Regions from separate parts of the Mus musculus genome. Here region 2 is linked to region 1. A link is a loop called in an ENCODE intact Hi-C map of the cell type or tissue named here. Cell type or tissue: left cerebral cortex. All regions are shown on one strand.

What was found. Peaks named below come from ENCODE experiments on the same cell type or tissue, not always from the same donor. Only the 100,000 strongest peaks of a DNase experiment are listed, where the experiment ranks them.
Region 2: a loop joins it to region 1, with 9 times the contacts of the local background. A loop is called at or near these places in 1 of 42 quality-filtered maps.

What each region holds. Positions count from the first base shown.
Region 1 is chr12:84,618,233-84,620,732 of GRCm38, reverse strand. No RefSeq gene overlaps it. Among named protein-coding and RNA genes, the nearest start is that of Abcd4, 2.0 kb to the right of the region's middle. In left cerebral cortex, no CTCF peak of the experiment used is centred here; no DNase peak of the experiment used is centred here.
Region 2 is chr12:84,754,320-84,756,819 of GRCm38, reverse strand. Npc2 (NPC intracellular cholesterol transporter 2) reads left to right here. Exons shown (of 4, transcript NM_023409.4): 4 at 1-2,261. Among named protein-coding and RNA genes, the nearest start is that of Npc2, 18 kb to the left of the region's middle. In left cerebral cortex, a CTCF peak has its summit at 1,295 (motif pointing right); DNase peaks (open chromatin) are centred at 567, 1,348 and 1,662.

The DNA of each region.
Region 1 (2,500 bases):
GTTCAAAGGGACTGTGGAGCCTGGGCAAGATCACCCAGCTGAAAGGTTTCCAGACTGAGCTAAGGAAAAATGCAGGATACCCAGTACATTTGAAATGGAACATAAGCAATGCAGAATGTTTTAGGATAGCATGTCCCAAATACTGCGCACAGCATTGTATTGGAAGCCCTACCCACCTGGTCAGTGATGGAATATGGAGGAGTTCCAAGTCTCCTGATCCCCCGAGCTCACAGTGTTAGGACACTGGAGTTCTTTCATGGGATTGTTTGGTTTTTAATTACTATTACATGGGATGCATATACGTATGCACTCATGCTTCTGTGTGGATGTCTGTGGATGTAAACATGACACCATGCAAATGTGGAGGTTAAACAGCCGGCAGGAGCTGGTCTGCTCCTGTCATGTGGATGTTGTAAATCAAACTCGGATTCCGTGCTTGTCAGCTTTACTTGATGAGCCATGCCCCCTGCCATATTTGTTTGGTTTTTGAGATAGGATCTAACGATGTGGTCCCTGTAGCCTGGAACTCACTGGTTAGTGCAGGCTGGCCTCTAACTGGCAGTGATTTTCCTGCTTTGGCCTCCCAAGGGCTGGGACTAGGGAATTCTTTCCAAAGCAAGGAACCTACTTGCTCGGCGAATATCAGCTGAATGGCTTATTGCTGTTGTCACTTTTTGTGCTCCAGTGCCTTACAACCAATACCAATGCCAGGAAGTCCTGAGTGATTTCTACCATGAAGGCTGCAACTTTCAATTGTGTTTGTGTGTCCGTGTCTGGTAGGCAGTTCCTGGGTGTGCTATGTGTGGAGTGTATACACTAGCCAGTGTAGGTATACGTGGAGGCTCAAGCAGATGTCTTTCCTCTGCTGTTCCTTTCTTTTATTTGATTTATTATCATGTGTGTCTAGGTGTCTTACCTGCATGTATGTCTGTGTACCATATTTGCGAAGTGCCTATCCAGGCCAAAGAAGCCCTCAATACCCCTGAAACTGGAGTTATAGAGACAGTGATGAGCTTTCTTTAAGGTACTGGGTACCAAACCTAGGCCTCTGGAAGCCAATGTTCCTAACTGTTGAGCCATCTCTCCATCATGCTTTAAGTGATGTTTAATTTTCGATGTTTGTGTCTTGATGTATCTGGCTGGTGTTTGTTTGCTTGCTTGCTTAAAAATCAAATCTTAGAAAATCGTACCCTGAAGTATTAAGCTCTTCCCCCTGCAGAAATCTCGGTTACCATCCTCTCAGAGTTTTTTCTGGACCTTCTGTTTCTGTGTCCTAAGTTGGCTGTCCCTCTCTATCATTCCGAAACATTGTTTTCCATTCTGGGGAGCAGAGTGAGGGTAGAATTTTGGTCCTTCCTTCTGCTAAGGGATATTTGACAGCATGGTTTTATTGGCTGGGTTAAGGACAGCTGCTCTGCTGGCATCTTCCAGCTGCTCAGTCCTGAGACATTGCTCAGTCTCCTACAACTCACCCTACAAAGGCCAGGCCCAACAGGCGCAACAGTCATTAGTGTTGAAGTTGGGGAAGCCTATTTGCTTTGTTTGTTTGGTATCTTTGTCATGGACACGAAGCTTTGTAAAGATAACTGAGCTTGCCACTAAGCAAGTCTAAAAGGCTCTGAAAACAACTGGTAATTGTTACTTTGTTGACTTGTTGAGTGTTTGTTCCAGAGTTGACCTTAAGGATCAAGAGCTAGGAAGATACATTTAGATGCAAATGTGAAATGCCATTATTGTTTCCTTGAATCTCTCATTGGGCACTTTAGTCAGTCTATAAGCATTTCATACATTTCTCGTTTAAGGATCGCAGCACTTGGAGGCAGAGGCAGGTGGATCTCTGAGATCCTGGCTAGCCTGGTGTAGAGAGCGAGTTTCAGGACAGCCAGGGCTACACAGTGGAACACTGTTTCGGGAAGAAAAAACAAAAACAAAAACAGAATAAACCAAAAGAACCAAAACAGCTGCAATCTAAACCAAACCAAACCAGAAACCCACTATAAATCAGTAGTGTTGAAAACTGCAAATGTAAAGTGAGGATCCTCTACCCTTTTTTTTTTTTTTTCCCCTTGAGGCAGGTCTCCTGTTGTCCAGGCTAATCATGAACTCAGCGCTTTCTATGTATCTGAGGCATATCTGGAACTCTTGATCCTCCTGCTCTACTGCCTCAGGTCCAGAATTACAGGGTTGAGCTGCCATATATGTCTGGAAAACTGATTTATATGTTTATTTCTGTAGTGCTGGGGCCTTATGTATGACACGCAAGTCGTTTACCACTAAGTCACATCTACCCGACTTAAATGATCATGCTGGGGCTGGTGAGATGGCTCAGTGGGTAAGAGTACCCGACTGCTTTTCCAAAGGTCCAGAGTTCAAATCCCAGCAACCACATGGTGGCTCACAACCATCCGTAACTAGATCTGACGCCCTCTTCTGGTGTGTCTGAAGACAGCTACAGTGTACTTACATATAATAAATACATCTTTAAAAAAAAAAAAAGTCA
Region 2 (2,500 bases), 140 kb before region 1:
TGGGACGGGGTTGCTTAGGGATGTCAGATAACTTGACCCAGGGCTATGGATCCACTGTGAAGGATGGCTTCCCAGAGTCTTCTGGCTGCCTGGGGGTGTTACCTCCCCTGTTTCTAAGTGCCTCCTGAGTCCCCAGCCCCTGGCTTATCAGTCAGATGAGTCTCCTTGGTAGCCTCTGCCCCATCGCTTCAGCAGTAGCGACTAGCTCTCCTCGGTATCCAGACTGGCTGAGGGGCAGTCTGCCGCAGAAATTTGTCTCTGAGTGGCTGTGTCTTTGTGGTTAGCTCTCGTTCTTTGGTAGTTTTCATTAAAGCCAATACTTGGTTGCAGGTGCTTGGTTTTGTTTTTTAACGGTATTTGTCTGTATCCTCTCTCTGCATGTAAGATTGAGCCTCCCCATAAATTCTAACTTGCCACTCCTGCGTGTGTGTTCAGTCTGTGGTTGCCTACTTCTTCCAGATGGCAGCCTCCTAGGTCCATAGCAGGCAGCCACCCAGTTCCGAAGCTCTAGAGAAGATGTGACTCACAGGACTCACGGGCACCGCCTCTTTCCTCGTTTTTATTTATACCAGCTAGACTTTATCCATAGAAAGTGGCCTTGTTCTGCATTGCTGTCAGTGTGCCTGAAGCAGCAACCACCACCTAGCACCACTTGAGGAGGCGTGGTGACGGGGACACTACGCGCCCTCATGGGGAAGCCTAGAAAGGAGAGGGAGGAAGAGGCTGTGGCTCTATGGAGGCAGGAGGGATGTGAGTTCCAGGCCAGTCCGAGTGGCAGCATAGTGAGATCCATTTAAATAAAGAAGTAGGCCCAAGCCGACAAGGGGCAGAAGGGTCGTGAGTTCCACACCAGCCTGGACTTAACCACTCTGCCGTCCCACCCTTCCCTGACTCAATTTCAGTTCTAGAAGGCAACAGAGGCATGAAGACTGCTGCAAGTTGGAGACCAACCCCGTCTACAAAATGAGCTCAAGGCCAGCCTGAGCTAAAGGAGACCTAGTCTCAGATGGGGAGAGAGAACATCATAGCAGATAACAGTTCCCTTTACTATATCTCAAGATGACTGACAGGTATGGTCATGGATCATAGTTTTTGGTAGGGAATGCACACGCTGTTTTTGAGATGAGGTCTGACGTATCTCAGGCTGGCTTTGAACTAGCCATGTATCGGAGAACCTTGACTTTCTGAGCCTCCTGCTTCTACCTCAAGTGCTGAGATTGCCAGTGTAGGCCCCCATTCATAAAATCCGAATAGCATAGGACTGGAGGCTTGCGGGTTTTTTTTTACCTGTGAGTTTCCCAGGCAAACCACCAGGGGGCAGCAATGGGTCAATAATGAAGTTCTTACCGGTGACCTGTTCACCCACTGTACAGAGGTCTTTTGTGTATCCTTTCACCCTGAGCCCACCCTATCTTCCCATATGAGTCAGAATCATGTGAACTCCAAAAGTAGTTACCTGCTGAGGTCGTTGCTTCCAGCTGCCCGTGGTTAAATTTTGGCTCCTCCAGTTATTCAGCTGTGAATGTGAGCTGTAAGTGATTCCATCTCTCCGTGCTTCAATTTGGATTTTCCTAATCCATTGACCAGGGACAATGGTAGCGCCATGTGAAGTGAAATGAGGCATGTAAAACACGAGTCAGGGCGTGCGGTATACACGCTGTCGGTGTGAGCCATTGTGCTAGGCTGCTCTTTTTGTCTAGAAATAGGAAAATCCGGAGGCTCAATCTCATGTGTAATGTGTCTCAGAAAAACATAGCTATCGTCTGTGTGGGAGCTTGCTGAGGGGCCAGGAGAAACTCACTTCTGTGTTTGCTGACTCCCTTTTCCCAACAGATTCTTCTTGCCTTTTTAGCTCTGCAACTAACAGCTCTCAAACCCGAAAAAATGGGGGGTGGGAGGAGGAAGCTCTGTTAGTGCCCTTGTGTCCTCATCAGAACAGGAGGTGACCCAACAGCTTAGGACTGTTTGCTTACGGGCCACTGGGAGGCTCAGTGGAGCCTGCAGTTGTGAGATAGGTAGTCTCCCATGGGAGGATTAGTTTGAAAGGTCATCCCTACAAGAAAGTTCACAGTCATTAACACAGAAGCCTTGAATCCTAAGCATACAAAGGGCCCCGTGTTTTCTACTGCCTGTCTCTGTGCAAACCTTGAGTCTTAGACCCACTCTTCCCTTACAGGAATCTGAGGCAGGTAAATCTCAAGATCCCCAATGCTATGGTCTGATCTTCATACTAATAAAAATCAAGGGGTGGAATCATTTCAGATCCTGGATGCCTGATTTTGAAGGAAGTTGTGTGTGTGTGTGTGTGTGTGTGTGTGTGTGTATGTGTGTGTGTGTGTTAAAAAACAGGGCTGGAGATGAGGCTTAAAGGATAAAAGGTCTCCCCAGAACCCACTAACAAAGCGAGATGTGGGGCTGAAGAGATGGCTCAGTGGTTAAGTACATTGGCTGCTCTTCCAGAGGACTGGGGTTCAGTTTTCAGCACCCACATGGTGGCTCA